Regions from separate parts of the Mus musculus genome. Here all the other regions are linked to region 6. The links are chromatin loops, found by intact Hi-C in ENCODE. Cell type or tissue: left cerebral cortex. All regions are shown on one strand. Each heading gives the region's core, and the rest is flanking DNA. Links, peaks and the distances in the headings are about the cores only.

Region 1 (4,889 bases), core at 556-4,555, 210 kb before region 6:
CTCAGGCCACCCTGTTTCCTCTCTTTCTTTCTGACCATGAGGGCTTTTGAACTTGTTATTTTAAACATTGTTGTTGTTGTTGTTCTCACCGTTGGGTGTTTTATATTCATGTGTCTGCATTTTGTGCATGCCTGATGCCTGCAAAGGCCATATCCTCAGGAACTGGAATCACAGAGTGACCATGTGGGTGTTGGGATTTGAACCTGGGTCCTCTGGAAAGGCATCCTTGCTAACTGCCAAGCAGTCTTCCCAGCCCTTGGAGTTGTCATTTTTTTAACCCAAACATAAACATTTACACTGGAAATTTGCTTGGAAAGTTGTTGAGATCATTTGCAGAACTCTGTTTAGCACAGACTTTGTTGTTGTTGTTGTTGTTGTTGTTGTTAAAGTTATTGATAGCATGATTTTGATCGTCTCTAGCCGGGCTTTCTAGAACTGCGTTCTTGACAGTTGAAAGGTTTGGAAAGGATATTTTCTGAAAGGTTGTACGGCAGTTCGTTGATCTGAGTGACTTTCTTGTGAGTAAAGTCATATAGAATAAAGGACAAGGGCAGTTTCTGACATCTACGCTGAGCACACAGCAAGTGTCAGCAGATCAAGTTTAGAACAAACCTTCAAGCGTTCAGGAATGAGGACAGGCCACATAAGGCAAAGTTGACGGGGAGGAGGTTACGACCTCCTTTTAGGGGCATTGAACTTAGGTATAACTAAGAGTAAACCTCGGCAGGCATTGCGACACACGACATCACAGATTCCTGTGGCGGAGCTCCTTTCATGGGGATGGACAGGAAAAGGTCAATAGGAAGTGGTGAACTTCCTGGTCCACTTTGACTTATTCCATGACCAAATGGGTCTGTTGCTTGGTAGAAGGAATGACTGAGATCATTTGTAGCATGCAGGGAGAGAAAGTCTGATTCCCCAGGGTGGATACCAGCTCTACTTAGGGGTGATTCTAACTTGTCACAACCCAAATATTTGAACCTGGCTTAGTTAAATAAAGACCCTGGTATATTACCAGGTTTCAGTTCTTGTTTGTGTGTGTGTGTGTGTGTGTGTGCATGTGTGCCTTGCACATAACTCTAAAATCATCGAGTCACTAACCTAGCTTAGGATTAGGGTGTCTTGCTCACCAGTAATGAATATAACTGAGGTACACTGTCTGCTTCATAAGTGTAGGACAGAGAGTAGTGGGTCATATGGCAGTTCAAAGGGTACAGGACGTTTTGTCTTCATTTTCTGAGGTTGCACTAAGATGGGACTCAAGCTTTAGAATAAACAAGTTCCCAGGGAATTTGTGGACATCCCCCAAGCCCTTCTCCTTTGCAATATGAGCAGTGTTTATACATCCTAGGGTGGATTCCAGCTGGTTTATAATATCAGCTCCAAGCTGCCCTGGCTCCAAGCTGGCTGAAGCTCAGATAGAAAGAAAGGTCTTCACGGAGTTAGTGGGGCTGGGGGCTGGGGGGTGAAGTGGGGGGATGGGGAGTGGGGAGGTGGTGGGAGGCGGAGTGGGGATGAGGAACCAGGTCCAAGTCACATGTTCTGGCTCTCCTAATTCCACCATAGCTCACTAGGCTGAGTTAAGTACTGTTCAATGTCATGTGCCACATAGGCATGTTAGTGTCACTGGCAGCCCGAGAGGAACTGTGTATTATTGTCACAGGAAGACAAGTTTTAAGAACGAGAAACCACATACGAACTAAGCACTCCTCCAGATGCAACAGTACTTTTTATTTGTTTAGAATTTTTTTTTTTTTTACTATGTGTCTGTGTCTGTGGCTATGTGTGATTATTTGTTTATATGTGTGTATCTGTGATTATGTGTCCATGTGTGTATGTGTCTGGGGGGGAGGGGGGGATATGAGCACTGGAATGTGGATGCCCTTGAAAGCCAGAGGCATTGGCTGCCCCAAAGCTGGCAATACAGTTGGTTGTAAGCAGCCCCTCAGGTGCTATGAACTAAACTTGGGTTCTCTGGAAGAACAGTTGTGAAAACTTTCTTCCTGTTGAGCCATCTCTCCAGCCCCATGGAGCAGTACTCTTAAACAGAGTGAATATATGTCCTGGGACTTGGATTTTGTTGTTGTTGTTGTTCATTTGTTTGTTTGTTTGGGTTTTTTTGTTGTTGTTTTGTTTTTGGTGACATGGGATTTTTTCAATGCAAAAAGGCAGGATGCCTGTTATCCCACTGGTACGGAGATTGCTTGGTAACTTGATAGGCTGTTCCATGTTGTTTCCCCAGGATTTATTTGGTACTTGCTAACCTGTTCTTAAAGCATATGCACATTGTACACTGGATACAAAAATAACAGTTTTGGTCTTTTCTGTCTGTGGGTAAAACGGGTTGTGCTATTTATTAATTCCTTGCTGCCCTCTAGTGGTCAGATTGAAAAGTAGTTTGGGTTTTAGCTCCCCTGCCTTGAGGGGTTTGTTTTAATTTTGAGACAAGGTCTCTTTGTGCAGCTCAGGTTAGTCCGGAGCTCTGAGGTCTTCTCACTTTGCTCTTCCAAGTGTCGGGATAATGGGTGTGTGCTACCATGCCTGGCTGAGCCTTTACTCCTGCAGCCGATAAAATTCTAAGGTTCAGAGGCCCTCAACAAATGAACCAATTTGTATAACTCAAACCAAGAGATTGATAGTGGCTAATGAGCACAAGCGCTTTTAGTACCCTTAAATTCAGTCTTTTGAGATAAGTGAGGAAGAAGGTTTTAATTTCCACATAGGCTAGTCTTTCCTGCAAGGTGACTATGTGAAGGCGTTTGGAATCCCTTATGATGTGTATTTTATGTAGAGAAAAGTATTTTCTTCATAAGTACATATTCAAGAATTTCCCTGAGGAAAATACAACCCTCAGCAAGAGAACCAGGACATTTCTAGCACCACCGTTTGGGTGGATTTTGTACTTCATATGTGTGGTGTGTTCACTTCAAGTTGTCATCTTGACATAGCCTGGTGTCATGTGGGAGGAAATCGCTGTGGGTGTATTTTACCCCAGCAAAAGGGAAATGACATTAAGTCTTCCCACAGTGCTTTAATGCTGAAATACCTTATTTCTTTTCAATCTGGACAACACAGAAACTAACAATTAAATGAAGAAACACCAGACATCCCAAGTCCCTCTTCCCATTTTGTTATTTCCCTCTTCTATGACGGTAGCTAAGGTGCGTGATAATGTTTGTGTGGGTGTAAGAGGATATACCCACAAGGTGCATGCATGTATGTGTGAGCACATACACACAGACACACACACACACAAACACACACTCAAACACCTAACACAGCCTATGCCTTTGTCACTGTCCTTCCAGCATTTGTTGTGAACACTGTTCATTTATGAGAGCCATAACACAGTACTCCATCCTAAACAGAGATGTGTCTTCAGAGCCTTAGTCCTGTTTTGTGTTTTGGTGGTGTGCAATGGTGGTCTTAGTAGGTAGGTTGTAGTGGAAGGTGGTGGAGGTGGCCGTTCGTCGGCTCCTGTGCTGCTGAGGATATTGGATCCTAGCCAACACTTTTCTCTTTCCCTACAGCCTTGGCATTATATATGGCTTTGTGGCTAACCAGCAGACCAGGACTCGGATCAAAGGGACCCAGAAACTGGCAAAGAGCAATTTCAGAGACTTTCAAACACTCCTGACTGAAACACCAAAGGTAAAAACCTACAGCCTGCGCATTCCATGGCGCTTTGTGTGAGCTGCTCTGAGTACCTGTGTGTGCGTTTAGCAGCACAGCCAAGCCTTTTAACAAGTCAGTGAACCCACGTGGAAAGCCATTGCCCTTTAATGATGCAGATGAAGAAACATAACCAGAGAGTTCAAAAAGCATGGAAATGTGGTTTCCATAGCTTTAAGATATAGGTGTCTTATTTTGCTCTATTTTATTTAGGCATAACAAAAATCACTGCACATATACAAGTACCTAACAATTTTAAGTGTCTCACTGTGGGTTGCTTTGTTTTTTGTTTGTTTGTTGTTGTTGACATTGTTGGATGGATGCTCTTGCCTTTGTTTGGTGCGTATAGTTAACCCCTTATCATTTACATAGCTACTATTAAGATAGAATTCACTAGCTTTATGCACACCTGATTATTATTATCTGTGTAGGTGTGTCAGTCTATTTAGGAAGGACTTTCTTCTCTCTCTCTCACACACACACATACATACACACACATCTCTCTAACACACACACACACACACACACACACACACACACACACACACACGCACACACCATGTCACTTTGGAAGACAGCAAACAGAATGGCTGAAGGCAGTGATGGGCAAGCCTGTTTTGTCCTCATCCGAGGAGTGTGTTGATGTATCGCCGATACAGAATATGACTTGGAAAGTACCTGAGCAGGAACCGGCCTAAGCGTGTGAAGCTCATGGGTATTGGCATTGGTGGGGAGTCTCCCCAAAACCATGGATCCTTGAACAAGGTGTGGCCTTCTGAGTTGACTCTGTCCTTAAAATGCTGTGCATCAAGTGTGTCAAGAAGCTGGAAGTAAAAGGCAGAGGCATTTGGGAGGGGGAGAATAGAGAGCTTAACCCTGCCTGGCTTTGCAGGTCGCACTGGTAGAACTACCTTTCTCCCACCATGTAAACAAAAGCTCATGCTTGTCATGTGACATCTTAAAGATTCCACAGAACCCCCCCGCCCCCCCCCAATGCCAAAAGTAACAACAGTGCCCCTGAATACTAGGCTGTCTCTCATCCTTTTATAAAGAGAGTAAATTCCTCGGGCTTTGGGGAAACTTAACCTGGTTGGACATATGCGAAGACCTCTAACAAACAGAAGTTTTACAGATAATTGAACAGGCAACTGACAGACAGAATATAGCTGTCTCCAAACAGAACAAGACGTTTCACGTCTGGTAATCAGGGAAATGAA
Region 2 (4,889 bases), core at 531-4,530, 150 kb before region 6:
TAAGTGAGCATTAAGTAATACATGCCTGTAATCCCAGCTCACAGAAGAAAGCAGACACAACAGGGTGGCAACCAAGACCAGTCTGGGCTACCTAATCTAGCACTGTTGTAGTTTTTTAAGAGAACATTTCTTAGCAAACAGTCCAGATCTCTATACATACCCAACTATCCCCTTACAAAAATATCATCTGAGAGGCTCATAAGGCAGATAATCTTGACGAGCACTATTCAACCCAGCACAGTTACCTTACCAAAGTAGCACATGGTCAAAACAGTGAAGGTGTGATCTTAGAAGGAACAGATCTCTACACTCAAAATAAAATTAACAAAGTTAGAAAGGACAAAATTAAATGTTACCCAGGATAAACAAAAAACTTGAGTCATTCTCCCACATTTGTTTTTTGTCTTGGTTTAAGAACATACAGAATTTTGTTACTTGTAGACTTTTGTCATTTCTTTCTTCTTTTAAAAGCAACCTCTGCAGTAGCTGTGAAGTGGACTCCTGTCATGACTTTGACTGGTTCTTCCCCAATTGCTGGTGTTCTTGGGCAATTGCTTATTTCCCATTTGTAGATCTTCTTTGGAGAAACAGATTTTCAAGAACTTGCTTAATTTTTTAATCAGTAGTTTTCTTGCTAAGTTTTAGAAACTGAAGAGATTGTTCCGTTATCAGATACACAGCTCAGGAGTAGTTGTCAGCAGAGCCATATGATATATACATCTTTAAAATCTCAGGCAATTTCCCAACCTCTACTGCATATTAAAATCACTAGTGGGGATTCAAATTCTACCTGCGCAGGGCCCACTCCTGACCAAATCCATTCTAATCTCCGGGGTGGCACCCAAGCTTCAGTGCAGGGCTTTAGGGAGTTCTCCAGGATGATGTGTTTAGTAAAGGTTGTGCTAGGCTTTCTGGGTTAACCACAGAGTTCAAGTTTACAAGTAACAAAATTCTGTACACTCTTAAACCAAGATATCATCCTGAGGTATACAAGAGGGTCAGGTGGCTTCTCCTTTAACAGAATTAGTTTGTAGGTGTCTCTGAAGTGATTGTGTGTCTATTGACACCTTAGTAACTAGAATTTGAGAAGATTAAGAACTAGTGAGTGACAGTGGCCAGTTTATGCAGAAGTATATTTGTCATCACCACTACCCTCAGCCTTTGACGAACCCTCTTCCTCACAGGTCCAGAGAACTGTCTCTTCTTCCTTCTCTCTTCTCTGCCCTCTCTGCTTCCAGAGGCCAGGCTGGATGCTCTAAGATATATCTTTGTTGTTTTTCTTTATTTTTCTCTTAGTGCAGCTTTCAGGCACTATTAATCTTAGTTGGGCATTGTTATTATCACTTTTAATCTTTTGCTACAGAGCAAGAACTAATATTGTGTCTGGAGTGGGAGGGGTTATGAGCAGATTTGGCGTTTGCAGCAAATGAGTTATGTGTTTCGGGGATATCACTAGAATCATGGGTTTATTTATTTAGTTAGTTAGTTAGTTTTTGTTTGTTTGTTTTTTCACTTTCAATGTAGGTAGAACTAATGGCCACTCTCTGGGGAGTGTTATGAGATCTGAGGCTGGAGAGATGGTTCAGCAGTTAAGAGCACTTGTTGCTCTTGCAGAGGGCCTGGGTTTAGTTCTCAGCACCCACATGCTATCTTACAATCATCTGTAACTCCAGTTCCATAACACTCACTTCTGACCTCCAGGGACATCAGGCCTGCACATGGCATACAGACATACATGCAGGGAAAATGCTTATACACACAAAACAAAGCACACCGTTTTTTACAAAATTGAAGATATGTAATAACCCACAGTGAGGGGCTTTGACTATGGCACTGTGCCATGCTGTACAGGACAACAGCCAGACAAAGGCTAACAGCACTGGGAAAGTTATAGGAACCCACAACTTTGGTTTATGAAGAGCCCATGAATGCAATTACAAGCACAGAAGTCAGAGAGAGGATTCTGTGTAGATGAGCAGAGAAGGGGATTTCAGGGACAAAAGTTTGGCAAAGATAAAATGCCCTGAGAACTTCAAGCAGTGGACAGCTTTGCCTCCGAGCTCGAGGCTCAGAGCCTGTACAGAAGATATAGGGAATGAGCTGAGAAGCAACGGGGATTAGGGGAAGTGCCTGGACCTTCCTGTGAGTACAAGTTCAGAAAGCCAGCACAGGGTTGGAGCTTGGGAGGGATGAGTGGTCACTGGCGAATCTGGATCAGAGAGTGTGAGCCTGGAACTCTCATGGCAAGACCGACGCTGAGTCATGTTGGCCTTTGAGTTCCTTTAAGTGTCCAATTCTGTACTTCTCATTGACTGCTGAGCAATGGCAAGCCAATGACCCTTGCCTTTCTCTGAGTGTTGAGTCTTCTCTACAGGCTGCTAACACTGAAACTGGGCATGCTCTCATCATAGGTATATAATCTGTCCGGCATCTTCTTCAGTCAAATGACAACGCTCCTTCCAGTGCTTGCCGACACCACTAGCTGAGAATGCTAAGGGTGTGAGCCACTGGTCTTGTACATCAATCGGGTTGCTGTTACTAATTCTGTGTCCCGGACAGCACAACATCAACTAAAAGGTGAGTGAAACACACAGTTGTTTCACTATGGAGCTACTATGGAGCTACTATGTCTGAGGCCATCATCTTCCCCTCAACTCTGTGACCCTGTTCCACATTATTTTACATTCCAGTGGCAGCCACCAGACGGCGGCAGAGCGCCAAGTGGCCTATTTGCCAGATATAAGGAGCAAGTACCAGAATTCAGGAGTCCTTGGTTACCCTTAGATAGACACAACAACTACTGACAGAAACCACAAGTCCTACAAGGGTATTTCTATCTCCAAAGAAAGTACTAGAAGCCCATTTTGGACTCGTTGTGTTAGTGGCCAAATTGCTATACTTAGTCTAATAACAGTGTATAGTGTACAGACTCCCAATTAAAGCAAATGCTAACCGAGGTCAAATGATCCATGGAGTTTCAGTTCACATTCAACCCACAGCAAGCCCCGTGGGTTCCTGAATCCACTAGTGACTATTTTACAAGGTCCAGGTGTATGCACGTACTCAGCTGCTGCCTGAACCCCTTATACTGATTAAATGCTTGAGCGCTGTGAGGACCCCTTAGCGCTCACCTGGATGGAATGGGGTGTTGATATTACGAAAGCATACAGAAGAAGCCCGAGTGATCTCTTGTATGCACTCACACAGCTATGTGATGGCCAGGCCAGTGAGCCCCATGGATGCTCCTGTCTATGCCTTCCCAGTGATTGGAGGACAAGTGGTCTCTCGGGACTGAACTCAGTTCTTCATGCTTGCACAGCAAGCACTTCATCAATTGAGCCATCTCCTCAGCCTAATACATTTTGATTTTTTTTTTTTTTTTTTTTTTTGGTATCATATGATAGTATCTTTGGGGAACTTACAGAGCCTGTCTCTTCCAAGGTCAGCTAACTCCTGAAGATGATCAACTCATTTGGGATCACACCCCTCCTGTGCAAACCAGCCACCCTTTGATGGCGCATGCTTTTAATCTCAGCATTCAGGAGGCAGAGGCAGGCAGAGTTTTGAGTTTGAGGCCAGCCTGGTCTACAAAGTGAGTTCCAGGACAGCCAGGGCTATACAGAGAAACCCTGTCTTGAAAAACAACAACAACAAAATCTATCTAATACTCACAATCCAAGCCAATTTCCTCCTCCTTAAATTATCCCAGGGACAGCTAGGTCCCAAGTCCAAGTCTGGTTCAGCTCATTCTACAGCAGGGAAAATCCCGTGCCAACTTTGATTATCCCCTGGAAACAACCAAGGCTGTGGCCCCATGTTCCTCTTCATGCCCACTTCTAACCCTTGTCATCACCAAGGTTTCATACAAATTACTGTGGCTCTGTGTGTTACAGCACGCCACCTTTCGTTGTAACTAAAGTGATGAAGCCATATTTCCATGGCATTAACTTCTCTGAGCCACTCACTTCGCCTCATGATGTACTGCAGGCACACGGAGACAACTGTCAGCCACCAGGGTGGCTCAGTGTTCCGTAGAAGGCCAGCTTCTGTCTGCTCTTGCTTTATCACTGGCTCTACCCATCAGCAGCAGCTCTACCCTGGAAAGTGTGTCTGGAACATGGACAATAACTGCTTTTCCCCTCCTTGATGGATCAGAAGAGGACTGTAGAGTCTTGTCTCATATAGTTAATACTTTGCAAAGTCCTACAAACACTGTATGGTTGAGAAGGCATCCTGTTAGGTATGTGGAAGGAGGCTTCCAGAGCTAACTGGCTAGCAAATCTTTCTAGAGAGGGGAGACAGGGAGTGGTTCTTTCGGGTGCTCTTTGAGGGCAATGTCAGAGAGCACCAGCAGGGAGTACCACAGATGGCTCTGTAGCTAGGTATCCAGCTTCAAGCAGAATTCTGTATTTGGACAAATCCCCCCTTACTCTGGCTCGCAAATAGTCCTTGGTAAATGAAGGTTTCCCTTTTGCAGACTTCTATTTTGGGCTGGGGCTGACTTAGTTGGGCCTCTGACACTGCTACCCTCTATAGACATTCCATTTACTTCCTGGTGGTTGGGAGTCTGCCTTAGGACCTCCTCATAAAAAACCATGGCCCCTAATCTTATTGATAGGACAAGGCCACCTCTCTTTGTGATTGTCTGCTTTGCTGCTGCCATTAGTCCCCAGTCCAAGAGGCTCACATCCTTGTGTAAATGGCCCAGAGCCTCACAGCAAAAGCAAAGGGAGAAAGCAAGCCTTTGATTCCTTTCTTCTCTGATGCACCCAGAGAACATTTCCACTTTGAAATAGGCTGTCAATCTCCTGGCTAATGTTCCAGGGCCTCAAGAACCTACAGTTTATCAGCATGTTAAAATACTCATCTTACAACTTCATTGTTTATAA
Region 3 (4,889 bases), core at 410-4,409, 52 kb before region 6:
TTCCAGCCCGGTAGAGAAAAATTTTTCAAGATTTCATATCAGAGAATTAGACTCATCCTGTTGATTCCATGACACTGTTCAAGTAAAGCCAGCTTCCTTGAACCTTCCCTTAAACTCTTAAAACCAAGCCAACTCCCCCCTCCACGAACCTTTGCTGTGAATGTTTCCTTCTTACAGAGAGCAACAAACCCAACCCACACAATTATAGGATGCTCCCAGTGGTCCTAGGTTATGCTCTAAAGCAGGTGGTTCTCAACCTTCCTAGTGCTGCGACCCTTTACGACCCTTTAATACAGTTTCTCGTGTTATGGTGATCCCCAACTATAAAATAATTTGTTGCTACTTCATAACTAATTTTGTTATTAATATGAATCATAATATAAATATCAAATATGCAGAACATCTGATATGGGACCTCTGTGAAAGGGTTGTTCCCCAGAAAAGGGATTGAGACCACAAGTTGAGAACCACTGGTCTAGACATTAATGAGCAATCTTGGGATACAAAAGAATCCAAAGGCCCATGACAATTGAGATGCCTTCATAAGTATGTGCATTGGACAGAAGTTTCATAAGAAGCCCCTCTTAGCCTCTTGACTTGCTGAAACAAAGACTTTCCTGGTGAAGAAGAATCTTAGTCTGAGGGCAGGTTTTTTCCTTGTTTTCCAAAATGGAGTCCTACAGTTTTTGGTATAGAGTAAGTTAGCCCACATGTCAAGACTAGAGGTCAACGCGTGCATCCTCTTTTCTACTCCTCTGCTCCTGCCAACAGAGCTTCACTTGTTCTGTTCCCACCACTCACTACCTCTCATGCCTTCCCTTTCCTCTGAGTTTTTCAAGGTTGGCTGACTCCAGGTGAGCAAAGGCAGAAAACAGCAACAGAGGAAAGGTCAGACAGTTGTGACCGTGCCATAATGTTCCTGTGAGTGGAACACTGCCCAAGATACCAATGACTCATGCTCACATCAAAAGCTCACACCAGCCAGCAGAGGACTCTATGTCTCTTACTTAGAAGTAAAGAAGCTCAGAGCAGCTTAGCCTTGTCCAAGGCCAACTAGCTAGCTCCAGAACTGCCTTGCAGGCCAGATGTTGTTGTCTTTGCTAGACAATGTTGCCCCCTACAGGAAAATCCAAACTTTGCACCTATGTTTCTAATAGAGTTGCTTCTAGAAGAAAAAAAAGTGATTCATATGATTCTAGGTCTCAGGAGATGTTCAAGATTAGTACTGAACGGTCATGCCTAGATGCTAGAATAATATCATCAGGGAAGGAAAAGGTAAGGTCTTGTAATGAGGGGAAACATATATATGATTGTTAAATCCAGTTGTTATTATTATTAAATTTTCTCTCATATATTATATCCCCTCTCTCCTCTTCTTCCAGGCCTTTCCACCACCCCCTTCCACTTCTCCTCCATTTCCCTTCAGAAGAGAGCAGGCCTCCCAGAGACATCAACCAAACATGGCATATCAAGTTACAATAAGACTAAGGACCTCTCCTCAAATTAAGGCTGGATGAGGTGACCCAGTGGGAGGAAAAGGGTCCCCAAAGCTTGCAAAAAAAAAAAAAAGTCATAGACAAGTCCTGCTCCCACTGCTAGGAGTCCCACAAGAAGATCAGGCTATATAACCATAACTATATGCCAAGGGCCTAGGTTAGACCCATGCAGGCTCCCTGATCACTGGTTCAGTCTCTGTGAGCTCCTACTGGCCCAGGTTAGTTGATTCTGTTAGTTTTGTGGTGTCCTTGTCCCCTCGGACTCTTACAATCTTCCTCCCCCTCTTCTACAGGATTCCCTGAGCTCTGCCTAATGTTAGGTTGTGAGCCTCTGCATCTGTTTCCATAGCTACTTACTGGATGGAGCCTCTCTCCTTCATACAAGTATAGCAGAATATCATAGAATATCATTTTTTGCTTTTTTCCTGGTTATGTCTGTCTCTTGGTCATCCAGCCTTCGGGTTTTGGCCCTCTAGGCAGTGTCAGGGCTGGGCTCCCTCTCATGGCATAGGTCTGAAGCTAGACCAATCATTGGTTGGCCACTTCTACAATTTCTGTGCCACCTCTACCCAACACATCTTGTAGGCAAGAATTGTAGGTCAAATGCTGGGTTGGTGGTCCAATCTCTCCACTGGAAGTCTTGCCTGGTTACAGGAGATGATTGATTCAGGTTCCATATCTTCCCTTATTAGAAGTCTAGGGTCACTCTTGTAGATTTGTGGGAGTTTCCATTGTACTATGTTTCTATCTCACCCCCCCCCAAATGCACCCCAATTTCAGTTGTCTCTCCAGGTTCCCTCTCCCTTCATCTTCACCCTGACCTAATCCTGTTCCCATACTTACCCATCTCCAGCTCACCTTTGATATCTATTCTATTTCTCCTTCCCAGGGAGATTCATGAGTCACCCCTTGAGCCCTCCTTATTACTTAGCCTCTCTAGTTTTGTGGATTGTAGCATGATTATTCTTTATTTTACAACTATGTACAAGCCAGTACATACTATATATGTCTTTCTGGGTCTGTAAACCCAGTTTTTATATTGACAGCTTTCACTGGGTTTTAGAATGTCACTGCCACCACTCCCATAAGAACCACATTTCTACCTTTATAATGTGCCACTCCTGTGGAAGGCTCCCAAACCCTAAATTTTACCATTCCTTCAACACATCTGGCTCTTAAGATAAGGATTCACAGTCTATGAACTTTCCAGCTAGCTGGTCTACCAGGTCAAGCTGTCTCTGCAGGGACTAGCTTGAGTCTTGAATTTGAGGCCACTACAGCCTATATTTAAAGTAGAGACTGCCACCTTGTGGGAGAAATGGGTGATCAGTGAGATGCAAAGAAGCGATGAGGATTTTCTAAGCAGGGTCTTTATATAAGAAAATTCTTGAGGTTGAAGGTGTCCCTAGAAAGAGCTAAATCACAAATTTGAAAAACAGTAAGAGAGGGGAAAGGGGGGCAGGATCAGGTGTGGGAGAAGAGGGGGGAGATGTACAGAGGGTCTGGAAATTGAACAAAGGTGTGTAGCAATGGGAGATAGGAAACTAGGCGTAACCAACAGAAAGTCCCAGACACCATGAAAGCAAGAGGCTCCCAGGACCTGACAGGGAAGATATTAGCTGAAATACCCAACAAAGGGGAGAGAGAACCTGTAGAGACCATATCAAGAGGTGAGGAATGGCCCCTGGTTGACAGATGGGGCCACCTACCCTTCTCAAAAATTTTAACCCAGAATTGCCCTTGTCTAAAGGAAATACAGGGACAAAGAGTGGAGCAGAGATAGAAGGAAAGGCCACCAAGAGACTGCCCCACCTGGGGATCCATCCCATATGCAGCCCCCAAACCCAGACACTATTGCTGATGCTTGCTGACAGGAACCTGATATAGCTGTCTCCTGAGAGGCTCTGCCAGAGCCTTCCCAATGCTTGCAGCCAACTGAGCACAGGTTCCCCAGTGAAGGAGTTAGGGGAAGGACGGAAGGAGCTGAAGGGTTTGCAACACCATAGGAAGAGCAACAATACCAGCTAACCAGATCCCCCAGAGCTTCCAGGGACTAAACCACCAACCAAAGAGTACACCTGGGGGGACCCAGAGCTCTACCTGCATATGTAGCAGAGGATGGTCTTATCTGGCATCAATAGGAGGAGAGGCCTTTGGTCCTATGAAACCTTGATGCTCCAGCAAAGGGGAATGCTAGGGCAGTGAGGCAGGAGTGGGTTGGTGGGTTGGGAGTACCCTCATAGAAGCAGGAGGGAGAGGTGGTTTAGAGAGGAAAAAAGGAAGAGGGATAACATTTGAAATGTAAATAAATAAAATAACTAATAAAAATTTTTTAAAAAGAAAAAGAAAAACGTTTAGTTAAATTCTACCATGTGTTAGGTGCAGAGGGTAAAACTGAGAACAAGAAAAAAAACCTATGAAAGTTGTGGAACATACTAGAATATTACAATTTTGTGTGAAAATAGGGAGAAATGGCTAGGATAAGAGCTTTAGGGGTGGACAGCAAATGGTATTTAACAGTATATAAGGTGGGGACATTAGATGACATTGAACAAAGAATTGAAGGGAGACAGAGCCTTAGAGTAGTAACTTCCAATGGAGTAATGTTCTGGATAGAAGGCCCTAGCATCTGATGTGTTAACAAGAAACCATTTGGCTGGAGCAAAGCAAGTGAGAAGGAGATGATGGAAACAAAGAAAGAAAGGCAAATTTGACCTTCACCATGGACTTTTATCTATTGTGGCATTAGAGGCAACAGAACACTTTGTGCACAGGAAATAGGAGATATCAGAATGCCCTTCTTTGCAGGCTGTACTCTGAAGGAAGTAGGGACAAAAGCAGGTAGATCAGTATTCATGACACAAAGATCCGACTTTGAGCCATGGAGGAGGAAGGGAAGATATAAGTCAAGATAGGAAAAAAGTAGCCAAGAATGGTGGTGTACACCTTTAATCCTGTAAGGTGTGCCTGGTCTACAGAGCAAGTTCCGGGACAGCCAGGGCTACACAGAGAAACCCTGTCTTGAAAAATGAAGAAAGAGAGGAAAGAGGAGGAAGAAGAAGGAAGAAGAAGAGGATGGAGGAAGGGGAGGAGGAGGAGGAAGAAAGAGGAAGGAGGAGCAAAGAGAAGAAGGAGGAAGAGGAGGAGGAAGGAAAGAAGGACGGAGAGGAAGAAGGCAGAGGGGAGAAAAGAAAAAATAAGAAAAGGCGATAGATTCTGAGTTCACTGTGGATTTCTAGTGGACTGAGTATGTGTGAATATATGGTGTTAGAGAAATTATAGAGTCAGTAACTAGAAGGATGAATAGGCCATCAACTGGAAAAGCGCTTCCAGCAGAAGTCACCTTGACCATGGGTTCCATTTAGAATAGGGACTTGAAATGCCTGTAAGACA
Region 4 (4,889 bases), core at 311-4,310, 420 kb before region 6:
AGAATTAATTTATTCTTGTTATGGTTTGCTTCTCTGTCACTATGATAAAGCATTTTGACCAAAAGCTGCTTGGGGGAGGGGGAAAGGGTTTATTTCAGTTTTTAGGTTACAGTCCATTGCTGAGAGATGCTGGGGGAGGGCCTCAAGCAGGAACTGGAGGCAGGAACTGAAACAGAGCATCATGGAATACTGCTTACCAGAGGCACTCTCTACAAGCTTTTATACACAGCCAGGCCCAGCTTGCCTAGCAATGGTGCCACTCACATGGCCTGGGCCCTCCCCCACATCAATTATTATCAAGAAAACACTCCCACAGACATGCGCACAGGCCAATCTAACAGAGACAATCCTTCAGCTTTACATTTCTTCTTCCCAGGTATGTCAAGATGACAACCAAGATGAGCCATCAGAAGTAATGACCAGGAACTAGTTTATTCTGAAACCTACCCACTGCTCCATCTTTCAGTGAGTTATTTCAACAGTACAGGGCTTCTAACATACCATAATCACTACAAAGTGAATATGAGAATGCTATGCAGTCTGCTGGAACCAAGATAACTAATTGTGTATTGTCAAGAGCAATAATAGCAAAGCTGATGCAATTGACAACTCACCCACACACTGCCAAAAACAGCCTGTGCCGTTTATAGATCCATGATGTCACACTGGCCACATTCTCTTCATTCTGAGTTGCCAGGGTCTTTTCCATGATCTGGTTCCTTGGCAGGTCGTTGATACTTTCTGGCAAACTACTCCGTATCATTGTGTCATTGTGTTTAGGATGGGAGGCATTGGCAAGAGGATCTCTCTCTCTCTCTCTCTCTCTCTCTCTCTCTCTCTCTCTCTCTCTCTCTCTCTCTCTCTCTCTCTCTCTTTCTCTCTCTCTCTCCTTGCATCTCTGGTTATATAGGATCTTGTTTTGTGGGGAGGTGTCTCTGGCTACTAAGAAACAATACAGGTAGCCCATTTTGTAAAATACCTGTTGGGAAATAGCTGACACAGCTATTCAAATCCTTCCATTCACACTTGTCTACCTCTGATCTTTTTCATCATAGGGATCTGCCTTAGTTTGATTCTGATCTTGGGATAAAGACCATGACCAAAGCAACTTGAGGAGGAAAAGGTTTATCTTAACTTCCAGATAGTAGTGCATCATGAAGGAAAATCTGAGCAGAATCTGAAGGCGGGAACTAAAGCAGAGATCAAGGGCAGATGCTGCTTACTTGCTTGCTCTCCACGACTTGCTGAGCCTGCTTTCTTATACAACCAGGACCACTCACCTATTGGTGGGACCTCCCACACTGAGCTGGGCCTTCCTGTATCAATCATTAATCAAAACTATGCCTCTACAGACTTGCTACAGGCAACGTGATAGAGCCATTTTCTCAACTGAGTTTCCTTTTTTCACAAGCTTCTAGTTTATGTTGAATATTGGCAAAAAGGAGAGAGAGAGAGAGAGAGAGAGAGAGAGAGAGAGAGAGAGAGAGAAGAAGAAGAAGAAGAAGAAGAAGAAGAAGAAGAAGAAGAGGGGGAGGAGGAGGGAAGAAGGGAGGAAAGGAAGGGAGGAAGGGTGGAAAGGAAGGGGAGGGAGGAAGGAAGGAAGGAAGGAAGAAGGAAGGGAGGGAGGGAGGGAGGGAGGGAGGGAGGGAGGGAGGAAAAGAAAAAAGAAAAAGAAAAACTAACCAGCACAAGATCCCTTCAAGGCCTAAAACAAATTTCTAACTAAAGAGAGTTATATTGTTACTACCAGCATCCATCCATCCATCCATCCTGTTTTGTTAGCACTGGGTATCAGCAATAGCTAAAGGCTGACACCATAAATATTGATCGGAAAGTCTAGGACATCCTTACTTACAGCACAGATTCTTTTCATATATATCTTGTTGAAAATTGCTAGTAAAATAAGAGGCAGAGGAGTTTTATAGCAAGATACACCTTGTACCTATTAATAATTACTTATTTAAACCCTACATGTTTAAGTGCCTTCCCTTCCCCCTCCGTGTGTGTGTGTGTGTGTGTGTGTGTGTGTGTGTGTGTGTGTGTGTGTGTGTGAGTGTGCCCTAGACCATTTGTACTTCTGTAACAAAATACTACAAGCTGGGTAATTTATCAACAATGCACATTTATTTAGCATGCCTCTAGAGGGCAGGACAGTCAAGGTCAGGGTGACAATGAAGTGGTGTCTGTGAGGGCTGCCCTCTGCATCCTCCAGAAGAAGCAGATGCTGTGTCCTCACATCAAAGAGCAGAATGGCAGGAAAGTGACTCCTTTCACCCAGAGACCTTGTATTAGAAAAGGGGGCTGATCACCTCCCACAGACAGGCCACAGCTTTTAGTGACATTGAGTGGGGATTAACTTTCAACATGAAATGTGAAGGAGACACAAACAATTATAACTTTTTTTAAAAGATCTGTTTATTTATTGTATGTGTGAGTACATTGTTGCTGTCTTCAGACACACCAGAAGAGGGCATTGGATCCCATTACAGATGGTTGTAAGCCACCATGTGGTTACTGGAAATTGAACTCAGGACCTCTGGAAGAGCAGTCAGTGCTCGTAAGTGCTGAGCCATCTCTCCAGCCCCATTTATAACTCTTACACATGCATTGTTTATTCCTCATGACAATATTGTTCCTTAGATGATACATAGCCAGTTTTATCAATAATCACATAGTTACTGGCTAGCATTAGTCTGTATCCTAGATGATAGAGGACTTCACAGTGGCTGATTCAATCTATAATACCATGAAATATGGGCTTTTGTCTCCAACAGATATGGTGGGGAGTGATGGTACTGGAGGAGGCGACAGTGACATCAGAGCTGGGAGGAGCGGGGCAAGAGTGTTTAACCCAGTTTTTCTAACTCGTGTATTCCAGTGCTTGCCTCCATTGTCCACATTCTCCTGGGCTAGAAGCAGGCTTTGGCACAGTGTTGGATAACTGGCCTACTGCAATTTCTAAATGGAGAATGTTCCTTGGGCTCTTGGCATCGGCATCTTACACCTCCCACTTCAAAAAAAAAAAAAAAAAAAAACACACTGAAAACCTACTGATTGATGGGAGCTATGCTCTGGTTTCTCTTTAAAGGAAGGGCACTCTGATACCTATGGAGATGTTTTCTGTGTTCTCTTGATACAGCGTTTTTAATGTTTAAATACTGAGACTTCTGGGACTATTTTATGCCTTTCTGGGACTATTTCAGATTTGGCTGGAAACTTGCCCTGGTCTTCGCCCCTGCTTCCCCATTCTCTGTTATTGTTCAGTGGAGAAAGAAACAAAGGTTTGAGATCAGGGACTATGTATTCCTTATTGTGTCCCTGATCCTGACCACTCCTACCTAACACAGAAGACAAATACGTTTTGAGGACTGGCAAAATGGCTTGCGAAGAAATGGTGCTTGCTACCAAGCTTGACAGCTCAAGCTCAGTCACATGGTAGAGGGAGAGAAACAACTCTCAAAAGTTGAAAAGTTGCCCCCTGAGCTCTACACCCACACCAGAGCATGACCTCCCAAACACATACCACAAATAAACAAGTAAACAGAGTTAATATTTTAAATAAATAAATAGTTTGAATATGGGAATATGTGTTGTTGAGGGATTATTCTAGTTTATTTTCTCTGTTGCTATGATAAAGCATTCTGATCAAAAGCAATTTAGGGGAGGAAAGAATTTATTTGACTTACACTTCCAGGTCAGAATCCATCGCTGGAAGAAGTCAGGGCAGAAACTCAATCAGGATCTGAAGCAGACACCATGGAGAAGTGCTGCTTAGCTTACTGCTTTGCTTCCGGGGTCACACTCAAGTACCCTTCTTATATAGCCTAGCCCTGTCTTCCCAGGAATGGAAACATCCACAGTAGGCTGGACCCTCCTGTATCAATTAGCAATCAAGAAAATGTTTTCACAGAGATGCCCACGGGTCAATCTCATGGAGGCAATTTCTCAGTTGGGGTTCCCTCCTCCAAGGTGTGTCAAGTTGACAGCTAAAACTGGGCATCACTGAAATGGTACTCTTCAGTCTTTTTTTTTCCTCCTGAAATGCTTATTTCAGACTATTTTTTATTCTTTATCTGTATTTTTATTATATTATCCACATATGTTATATTTCACCCACTCATGCATTTCAATGGTTTATTGTACATCCATAGTCATTCAACTATCAGAACACTCTACATTAGATTTTCATGGACCTCTGAGACAAACTGTGCCAAATGAGAAGTCAGAGCTGTTTAACAACCTTTCTGAAATCTGGTAACTGTGTGCTGTAATTCTCACGGCATGCTTCTCCAAGGTTAATGACCCATACATCCAGTACATGGTCCCTGATCTTTGGGTCTCTCTTTACAGTTGCAAATAACAAACTCTTACTAGAATAGCTTGTATTCACTAAACACCTGCAATGTGCTAGACTCTGACACTACTGTGAAACACAAGGAGGCAAGAAGAACGCCTCATCAGACACCTTACATTCTAGCTGTAGAAAGGAGGCAAAGATGAATGAATCACAATTACCAACTGTGGGAAGTACAAGACACAGAAAAGGGGCGTGGCGTTGGAGTACTCTCATCCAGCCCCTCCCCTGCTGGGTGGCAGGGAAGCCCTGGTGGCCACAGTGTGAAGAAGCTGGTCCTACGTCCGCCAGGAAGTGGACACAGGAAAGCTCGTGCTCTAATTCCTTTCTCATTGTCATTCAGTACAGGACCCCAGCTCATGGAAAGGTGCCATTCACACATTTAGAGAGGATATTGTCACTTCAACTAAACCAGTGTAGAATCTCTCTCATTGTGCTGCTAGAGGTTTATGCCCTAGGTGATTCTAGATTCCCATCACAATGGCAAGCTAGCCATGAATATATATTGTCGGTCAGGAGATCCCAGAGAGAGAGC
Region 5 (4,889 bases), core at 421-4,420, 430 kb before region 6:
ATAGCTGAAGTCTATTAGCAATTATTTTGTAGTGTTACTCAGCTTGACACTTCAGAAATTTTATTTCCGTTTCTTCTTGGGATACACACTAGTAATCAAAACTGTAAATTTCTTAAATTTTGTGAAAGTGTGGGCATTCTATTTTTTTAGCATTTCCAAATTAGTTTGCCAGACAGCTTGGTCTGTGGTGTGTCTCCTTTCAGATTGTTGGTCAGACCTGTTCTGTGGTCACTGTCTCTTCATTCTCTGAGTAAATCAGAGTTCCATTATGCTTATTTGATTGTATTATAAGTTCTAAAAATAAAGAAGAGAGTGTGTGCAGAGGGAGTAAAGGAGAAGAGGGAGGTAAGAGATAATGACCAAATAAATATGACCAAATATGTTGTATAAAATCCTCAGATAATAAAAATATCATGCTAAAAGCACATTTTCTAATTTCTCTGGAATATGCACTTCATCACAAATTTTAAAAGTTAGTTAAATTTTACCATCATTGAAGAAAATGTTTCAATGTCTCCTTGAAATTCTTTAAGTGTTTGCTTACACATTGTGTAAGATACAAGTACTAGATACCAGTACAAATCCAGAGCTATTTTAGTTTCTTATTTATTTTATATAGTGACTTCTTTCACTCCCAACATTGCTTGCATTGCTATAAAAAGCTAATATTTGACTGATATTAATAATGAATCTCTAACTGTAACAATTAAGCTGATAAGAACATTGCTGTCACGGTTATGGCTTGCAGCCTTAGTTGTAATGTGAAGGTTGAATATCCTCTGTAGGGTCTCATGTTTGGACACTTGTCCTCCAGCTGAGAACACTGAGAAAGTTCTGGAACCTTTAGGAGAAATGGGTCACTGGCGGGGAAGCCTTAAGGTCTTACAGCACAATCGTAATTCCAGTTCATATGGTGCAGATGCAGTGTGACCAGTCAGCCTCTAGCTCCTGCCACTATGTCTTCCCAGACACAGTGGAATGATCCCCAAAACAGTAAGCTAAAGTAAGACCTTCCTTCCTTCCTTCCTTCCTTCCTTCCTTCCTTCCTTCCTTCCTTCCTTCCTCCCTTCCTTAACTTTCTTTAATCATATTTTGCTGTCACAGTGTGAAAAGTTGCTAATGAAGGCTTGCATGGAAAGTCATTTGTTTCTAGAGTCCTGGTGGATGGCTAGGCTGTGGGGCCCATGAGTTGGGCATCTCCATTTATGTCAAGAGAGAAAGGGTAGATGCTGACCTATAATTTTAATCTTGTCTTTCCTTGCCTGAGCACCCTGGCCAAAGACATCGCCTGATCTCCCTGACAAGGCTATGTTGATGGACATGTCTTCATAGCTATGGACCACGCTAGGTGCTCCTGAGAGATCACATCCACTGCATCTTTGTCTTGGTGAATTGCATTTCTTTCCCATCCCAGTTCATCCTTCTCAAGCTCTCCCAACCAGGATAAGGACATAGCCTAGTGCCTGGAGCCTCTACAGCCACGCAGCTTAATCTCAGCTCAGAAACAGAGAACACCACAAGGCCTGGCTAGGTGTGTGTGTGTGTGTGTGTGTGTGTGTGTGTGTGTGTGTGTGTGTGGTGTGTGTGTGTGTGTATGTGTGTGTAGTGTGTAGGTGTGGTGTGTGTGTGTGTGTAGTGTGTGTATGTGTGTGTGGTGTGTGTGTGTATATGTGTGTGTAGTGTGTAGGTGTGTGGTGTGTGTGTGTGTGTGTATGTGTGTGTAGTATGTAGGTGTGTGGTGTGTGTGTGTGTGTGTGTGTGTGTGTGTGTGTTCTATGATGTGAAGAAAGTATATCTTTTTTAATTCTCAGGTCATGCCTAGATGAGTAAATCCAGGAATCCATGACCTGCTTGTGACTCTCCTTTTCATGAGTGGAAATTTCAAACCCTAAAGACATTGCTGAGAAATTAAATAGACCTCCACAATTAGGCAGACAGAGATGGAGGGATGTGGGGGCCAGGGATGACATAAGTGGCAGTAAATACTGGAGAGGGGGAGAAGTATAAATGATGGCTGTTTTTCCAGAAAACATCCCCTGTTTTTCTAAATGTCCGCCTCTTCTGAGAATGAAAAGAATGATAACAAGTTTCACAGCAGAGCAAGCTATATATAAGGAGGCAATATCTTCAAAACTTAACATGTACCCAAATTTTCTAAAAATCTAAAAACAGAGCTTTCTATATGCTAATAGCACTTTTAAAAAACCCATATACTATAGGCTTTATATCTTCTGTTGCCCAGAAAAATCTTAAATATATCTGTGTTTTTACCCTAAACTATTACTTTATTTGAAGGACTCATAGATTTTAGTAAAATTCAGACACAACTCTCACTAGATGGCAGCACGTAACAGCATATAAGGAGACAGGCCATCTCTGCTGTCAGAAGCTCCAAGAGCAACTGTGAAAACCCAACAATGAAAGGAGATTCGATGGATCACAGGGCTCCCAATGGAGGAGCTAGAGAAAGTAGCCAAGGAGCTAAAGGGATCTGCAACCCTATAGGTGGATCAACATTATGAACTAACCAGTACCCCGGAGCTCTTGACTCTAGCTGCATATGTATCAAAAGATGGCCTAGTCGGCCATCACTGGAAAGAGAGGCCCATTGGACATGCAAACTTTATATGCCCCAGTACAGGGGAATGCCAGGGCCAAAAAGTGGGAATGGGTGGGTTGGGGCGTGAGTAGGAGGGTATGGGGGACTGTACTGGCTAGTTTTGTGTCAACTTGACACAGCTGGAGATATCACAGAGAAAGGAGCTTCAGTTGAGGAAATGCCTCCATGAGATCCAACTGTAAGGCATTTTCTCAATTAGTGATCAAGGGGGAAAGGCCCCTTGTGGGTGGTGCCATCTCTGGGCTGGTAGTCTTGGATTCTATAAGAGAGCAGGCTGAGCAAGCCAGGGGAGGCAAGCCAGTAAAGAACATCCCTCCATGGCCTCTGCATCAGTTCCTGCTTCCTGACCTGTTTGAGTTCCAGTCCTGACTTCCTTTGGTGATGAACAGCAGCATGGAAGTGTAAGCCGAATAAACCCTTTCCTCCCCAACTTGTTTCTTGGTCATGATGTTTGTGCAGGAATAGAAACCCTGACTAAGACAGGGACTTTTGGGATAGCATTGGAAATGTAAATGAGGAAAATACCTAATAAAAAGTATTTTTAAAAAATTTTTTAAAAAAGAAAATGTGTCATTATCAAAATTCAGTAAGCAATTCACAAATACTTTTATTGAAACACATGTTTTTTTAAAATAACACAAGTTGAAGAAAAAGCGCTGCTATAAACATGATCTAAACCCCAAGCAGAGCATTCCATCTGCTCCTGAGAACTAGGAACCCCACAGTTCTGTGGGGCATTTATAATTTTACTTTAGTCCCAAGGGTTAATTCTTCATACTTAGCAATATTTAAAAAAAAACTTTTATTCACTTAAGGCATTTGTGTGAATTCTAAATTTACTATGGAAATTAAAAGTTCTATTCTTGTGATCCACTCAAATTTTCTTTCAAAACCTCTTTCCCAGCCAGATGGTAGCAACTATCTCCTTTTCACACACTATATAACATCATGTTGACTTTCTGAGTGGAAACCGCCACAAATGGAATGACATTCTGACATGTTTGTCTGTCTTGTTTTGTTCAGTATCATGTTTGTGAAGTTGTCTTTTGTTGAGGAACACTGCTGTGGGTCATTTGTTTTTTAAACATTTCATGGATGGTATTCTAGTCTCTGAATATAACAACATTCATAAATTTTGATTGATGGGCACATGCATTTTTTATTTGTGGTTATTAAAGACAGACCCATAGTGAACACCAAGGAATGAAGTGCTTAATGGGGCCATGACAAGCATCCATGTATAGGACTTTAGATGAATGCAGGTACATAATTCCATAGTAATTGCTCAAGTACAAGGCAATGCATTCGTTGAACTTCATCAACTACAGCCAGCATTATCCAAAGTGGTTGTTTCACTTTGTACTTTTATCCTCAGGATATGGTGATATATATATGCATGTATATAATTTCTATTTATCTTAGCCAGTGCTTGTCATTGCATATTTTTTGAGGTCAAGAAACTCCTTATATTTTATTGGTCATTTGAGATGTCATTTATAATACAGGAATGTCTTTGCAGCCATGACTTGTATACCCATTGTTCTTATTATGTCTTAGTTGATACTTGTTCTTTATCTTATTGTGTATTTTTACTAAACTGTAATGACTAGTAATAACTTTGGAAGAAATCATTGACAGCCTCAAGATCAAAATTTCTAAGCTGTAATGGCGAATAATAAGATTGAAAGAAACTATTGCCAACCTTAAGATCAAGAGAATTTTTCCTTCCTTTAATCAGAAAGACTGTTAGTATGTTATGAAGCATGGTAAGGGGTCAATATTTTTTTACAATGTAGATACTAAATTTATCTAACACAATTTGTTTAAAAGGCAAGATTTCTTCATAGTCTAGAGTTTTTTCCTTTGTCATATTCAAATATCTATGCATGCATCATCTTCTCTTAGATTTTGCCTAGCTCTCACTTACATCTCATTGTGTCAGTACCCTGTTTTAATAAATACAGATTTTAAAAGCTTAAAAAGAAAAAAAAAAGGAGATTCGGATCTTCTTTGGCTTCTCTCTAAAAGAAACCTAGTCTTGAGGGGAGGGAGATCTGAGATAAAGTCTCATGTATCCCAGTTGGCCTTGAGTTCCTCTTTTTAACTTATTTCTTTGTATTTCTGTGTATTGGTGTTATGCCTGCATGTCTGTCTGTCTGTGTTAGGGTGCTGTATCCCCTAGAACTGGAATTGCAAGTAGCTATGATCTGCCATGTGGGTGCTGGGAATTGAACCCAGGTTCTCTGGAAGTAGAGCCAATGCTCTTAAC
Region 6 (4,889 bases), core at 344-4,343:
TATAGGTAGAGAACAAATGTATCTGTGACAGGATTTAATTTTGTTTTATTCTCTTCAGGAAATGTTCCCTATTCAACCACATTTCTGCACACATATGGTAAGTGTGTTTCCTTTTTTTCTTTGATATACTGTAAAGAAGCAGAAAATATTAATAAGCCAAAGATCAAAAACAGAATAGCTGTGAAGTCCCTATTCAGAGAGAACTGCACTCTCCTTGGGGTTATTTTCTTTTATTCATTTACAGTGTATGCATATGCTATAAACACACATAAGGAATGTGATAGTATTTCTTACATTCATATTATATTTCATAACACTTGCATCATATTGTGAGTAGTTTTATATCCCATCTCTAACACATGTTAACATTTTCTTATGTGATGAAATGTTCCTAAGACAAAGATGTTAAATTTGCATCCTGTGAGATTTACTCCTTCTGATGCACAGCTTTGAGAGTTTTGAGAAGTTTATGTGAGATGCCACCTTGGTGTTTCTCACTTCTCCTTTAACTTAGCCCCTCCCCCCCTCATGCCTCTGGCACCCCGCCCACCCATCCTGGAATCCACCGCATTCCTCTTTCTCCATAGCTTTGTCCTTTTCAGAACTCTGTATTTTTATCTGCAGTGTGTAGCCATTTGGTCAGGCTTCTTTCCCATAGCACAATGCACTGGAATTGCCATTCATATGACTATACATCAATACTAGTTCCTGCTGATGGCTGAGCAGTAGTGCCCAGTACAGAATGCACTACAGTTACAGAATGCACTACATTTGACTTAACTGTTCACCAGTCAGGTGACACACATGACATTTACTTAACAAATGAACGTTCCATCCTATGGGTATACAAAACCTTATGTAGCAGTTCCAAACCTGTGTGTGCTTGTGTGTGCTTGACATTTTGGGTTATTTCCTTATCATAAGTAGCCATTAAATAGACATCTTTAGATATACATCTTTGCATAACATCTATATATGTATACCTTTATATGCTGTACATGTAATTGAAGCTCTTAACAAACACGTGTTGTATCATTTGAAACACAAGAAAATACAGAAAATAAAAAATACAGATGCTTCCATAAATACATTTAATTATTTAAGATTAAACTATTCTCCAGGTCTCAGTGCTTTGTACCATTATCAAATAAGAGATAATAACTTTAACTCCACAGTAGCAACTTCTGTCTGCTAAGCAGGACTAGATGAATGCCTTGTTTCTTGAATCATGAGTGTAAATACAACTGGATTACCGTCTGGTTACATTGTTTTTCTAGAAGGGTTTGTCTTGAGACAGTGGGTTTCCTTAGTTTACACAGGACAGTGGACTACTCAAGGGTTGCTGCAAGGCTGGCTTCTGTTAGAACCCTGTGGGGATTTTCTAGTCACGCCTGAGAACTTGAAGCCAAAGCTACTAAGAGAGAAATGAGAAGGCTGGCGTCTCCTATTGCATGAAGAGATGCGCTCTCCCTCCGCATAGATGCTGAGGCTCTAAAGAGAATAAGAGAAATAGAGACAACATGAGTGTGTGACAAAAATCACAATGCACGCCACAGAAACGTGTGGATAGAACAGAACGCTCATAAAGTGAAAGTAAAAATTCTTAATCACTCTATTCCCATCGAACCACAGTTAATAATGTCAGTTGTCCTCCCAAGGAAGACAGCACACGCATGTACACACACACACACACACACACACACACACACCCCTCTTTATGTAAACACACAGAATGCTATTTGCTTCCTTTGCCTGACACCACCTCTTGGCACTTGGACACAGTTCATGCCGGCACACACACAGAGTCAATTCATGTTTCCTTGTGTATGCATTTCTATTTTACAAATGTTCTAGAGTGTTAGCCAAGTTCCTTATTGGTGAATAGTGTATCATCAGAGTTTAGCTGATTAAGAAAATCTTGTTCTGACTTTAAAACACTGAGCAGAGGCCCTGGCCAAATCTCATTTAAACTAGATAAGATCTGACCTTCTGAGTTTTTGAAATAGAAATTACTGAATTCTTTTCAACCAGTTAAAAGGTGAATTTAAAAAATAATAAAACTATCTTATCTTGGTTCAGAATCAAGACCCATCGATCTGGACTTGTTAGTGGCCACGTATCTTACCAACTTCCTTAGGAAGCTGAAGCCCCTTCTTTACTAGCCAATGGCGCCCTCTACTGGACATTCACTATAGTTGCAGTTCTGATTCTGTTTATGTCTATATTGCATTTCTATATTCAGTTTATGCACTATGTTTCTGGGTCTATGCTAGACGTGTTGGTTTGACACATTTCAGAGTCAAAGATGGTTGTGAGCCACCGTGTGAATGTAGGGTATCATCCCTAGATCCTCTGGGACAGCATATCTCTAGCCCTAGAATCAATTCCTTAAAAAAATATAGGAACATCTCCAAGACATACTGTTAAGAGAAAAAGAAAACAAACCCCAGAATCTTATCTATATTATCATTTATTATAACTTATATGAGAGATCTATGTGTGTTATGTGGGTACATGACCATGTGTGTGTATGAATGCACACATGTGCTGTGACAGGAATATCTTACTCTATAAGGACACACAAGAATATAGAAGTTATGGTCTACCTACTCTGAGCTTTAAAAAAAAAAAGCTGGATCATATAAGAATAAAAAAATAACAGTGTTTGTTCTCCTGACCCTTTTAATAATCGCAAACTTTGTTTCTAGCATGTATATTAATCTTTCACAAAATAAATTAAGATTAAGAAGGAAAAGGTCCAAGGTCGCCCTGTGGCCCCACCTCTAGAATTGTCTGCTGAAGTGTGCTAGGTAGAGTATGGTGTTGGGCCGTCTGGGAAGTTAGCTCAGCTGGCAGATGTCTGTGGAACTTGCGACAATTTAACCAGAGACTGAGAGGCTACAGTGCAGAAATGACCTGCTCCGCAGTGAGCTATTTAGGAAATGGATGGACAATCAGACTACAGTTCACCTGTGTTGATTCAGGCCATTTACTTACGAGTTCATGATACAGTCGGGGTGAGTGCTGTGGTCCACACACATTAAGAACTTCACTGGTCTACAGAAGAAAAACCGTACTTAAGAGATTATCCAAATCACTCCTTCGAGTTAAACACCTATGATGTGGTTGCAAAGCGCTTGGAACACAAAACACATCTTTGAAGAGCCTACAGTTTCCTCCTTTATAAACAATACTGGCTAGGCTGGGACTGGTGACTCACACCTTTAGTCCCAGCACTAGAGAGGGAAGCAGAGGCAGGCAAATCTCTGTAAGTTTGAGGCCAGCCTGGTCTTCATAGAAAGTTTCAGGACAGCCAGAGCTATACAGAGTGACCCTGTCTCAGCACCCTTCTCACAACAGGTAGCATTTATCCAGCACTTACTATGTTCCACAAATATTGTCTGTGTTTTATTTAGGTCATACCATCCGACCCTCAACAATCTAATGAAGTCGATCCTATTTTCAACCACAATTTGCTGCAGATGAAGCTGACTGTTTTCCTTATGTTCTAACAGTGGTGAGTGAGAGATCTATCCTTGAATGTGGTAGGCTAATCCAGACCCTTCCTGCCTGCACCTCCTACTTTATTAGGAAAACTCCTTGATGTGTGCTTGGACAGAAGGTTGAACGAAAAGCACGTGAGCAATAGCCCAATTGAGAATGCTCATTGCCTAGTATAATCGAGGCAGAAAATGTGAAGTTCCAGGGCAACCAGGAGGGAAGGAAGGCAGCAACAGAAGCAGGGGCAGGTGACAGTGACACAGAAGGCGTGAAATACAAGGCAGACTAAGACAACACCTCTATGACCAGATGACTGGAAAGAATTGGAAGACATGGAAGAGTTACACAGGCATGCACTGCAGGCGCTGTAGTCCCCGCTTAGAGTCGCCTACTTACAGTGAAGTTTAGTCTGTATACATACATTTTATGGCTAGTGGGTTTTGCAGATAGTATCTCACTAGGATGCCTAGGCTACTCTTGAACTTCTGGGCTCTAGTGATCCTACCACCCTGGCCTCCTGAGTGTCAACAGATGCAATCTGTCCAAACATATTTAAAAAGAAATAAATTCGGTTGTTATTGTCTTTTGACCAAGACAGACTTTGAATTTTGTGGAGTCTGATCCATTGTGGTATTGGAAGAAACCAACCAAGAAGAAAGAGTCTGTGTAGAGATAAGGCTCTGCCAGTGTCACCAAAGACCCTTATGTGAACTTGGGCTGACTCAAGACGAAAGGCCATTCCACTGAACGCTGAGGGTCAGGAGAGTCTTACCTATGTTTGGGTTGATCTTCATTTATATTCAAACCTTAGATTCTTTGCTACCCTGGAGCAACAGAAAGGCCACAACACAGAACAGGAGCCTGCAGGAGCTGAGTGAAGCTTGGAGTCCCAGAGCCAGCAGCCAGAAGAAGTGGACGCCACACAAGGGAGGAGGGACATAAACTGAGACCCAAGTCAGCTGTGATGGGGGAAAGGGCTTTGGGGTCTGGCCTGACTGCTACAGTGTTGGCTAGAGATTGAAAAAAGAGCCTTTCTAGAGAGTTCTTGGGCCAGAAAAAAGTGGTGGTAACTGAAATCTGTCCTCATCGTTGAGCTGTAATGCAGTAAGAATTGCCCATGTAGAAGTATTTCTAACACATGGTACTTTAACACAGGTGGGAACATTAGTAGGAAGTGCTGGGGAGATGTTTGCTTCAAGACTACACAAAGTCAGGTTCAAAAATCAACTCTGATCTTGAGTATTGACCTTGAGCCAGTTATTAAACTTCGTAATTCATCTACAAACAGAGAATATTTACAGCCCAAAGACAGACAAAACTAACTCACAACGCTACAAATCTAGCCAGTGATACCACAGGAGCAGACAGCTGTGACAAACAGGGACTCT

The links. Peaks named below come from ENCODE experiments on the same cell type or tissue, not always from the same donor. Only the 100,000 strongest peaks of a DNase experiment are listed, where the experiment ranks them.
Region 1: it touches region 6 in a loop (2.1-fold over the local background); 8 of 42 quality-filtered maps call a loop at or near these places.
Region 2: a loop joins it to region 6, with 2.6 times the contacts of the local background. A loop is called at or near these places in 23 of 42 quality-filtered maps.
Region 3: it touches region 6 in a loop (2.2-fold over the local background); 25 of 42 quality-filtered maps call a loop at or near these places.
Region 4: a loop joins it to region 6, with 2.7 times the contacts of the local background. A loop is called at or near these places in 7 of 42 quality-filtered maps.
Region 5: a loop joins it to region 6, with 16 times the contacts of the local background. A loop is called at or near these places in 7 of 42 quality-filtered maps.

What each region holds. Positions count from the first base shown.
Region 1 is chr5:44,046,260-44,051,148 of GRCm38, reverse strand. Prom1 (prominin 1) reads left to right here. Exons shown (of 28, transcript NM_001163577.1): 6 at 3,531-3,651. Among named protein-coding and RNA genes, the nearest start is that of Prom1, 53 kb to the left of the region's middle. In left cerebral cortex, for the core only: a CTCF peak has its summit at 2,394 (motif pointing left); DNase peaks (open chromatin) are centred at 2,364, 2,936 and 3,380.
Region 2 is chr5:43,988,343-43,993,231 of GRCm38, reverse strand. No RefSeq gene overlaps it. Among named protein-coding and RNA genes, the nearest start is that of Fgfbp1, 9.0 kb to the right of the region's middle. In left cerebral cortex, for the core only: CTCF peaks have their summits at 2,706 (motif pointing right) and 4,021; a DNase peak (open chromatin) is centred at 2,699.
Region 3 is chr5:43,890,480-43,895,368 of GRCm38, reverse strand. All of the region lies in intron 1 of Cd38 (CD38 antigen), which reads right to left. Among named protein-coding and RNA genes, the nearest start is that of Gm16015, 17 kb to the left of the region's middle. In left cerebral cortex, for the core only: CTCF peaks have their summits at 1,116 (motif pointing left) and 2,813 (motif pointing left); DNase peaks (open chromatin) are centred at 1,107 and 2,796.
Region 4 is chr5:44,255,638-44,260,526 of GRCm38, reverse strand. No RefSeq gene overlaps it. Among named protein-coding and RNA genes, the nearest start is that of Gm35959, 27 kb to the right of the region's middle. In left cerebral cortex, for the core only: a CTCF peak has its summit at 2,472 (motif pointing right); DNase peaks (open chromatin) are centred at 612, 2,891 and 3,270; H3K27ac peaks cover 454 bases.
Region 5 is chr5:44,266,189-44,271,077 of GRCm38, reverse strand. No RefSeq gene overlaps it. Among named protein-coding and RNA genes, the nearest start is that of Gm35959, 37 kb to the right of the region's middle. In left cerebral cortex, for the core only: a CTCF peak has its summit at 2,327 (motif pointing right); a DNase peak (open chromatin) is centred at 2,364.
Region 6 is chr5:43,838,599-43,843,487 of GRCm38, reverse strand. It overlaps Bst1 (bone marrow stromal cell antigen 1), which reads right to left. Exons shown (of 9, transcript NM_009763.3): 8 at 2,998-3,057; 9 at 20-1,491. The coding sequence ends at 1,386. Among named protein-coding and RNA genes, the nearest start is that of Bst1, 22 kb to the right of the region's middle. In left cerebral cortex, for the core only: a CTCF peak has its summit at 2,184 (motif pointing left); DNase peaks (open chromatin) are centred at 1,368 and 2,149; H3K4me3 peaks cover 833 bases; H3K27ac peaks cover 256 bases.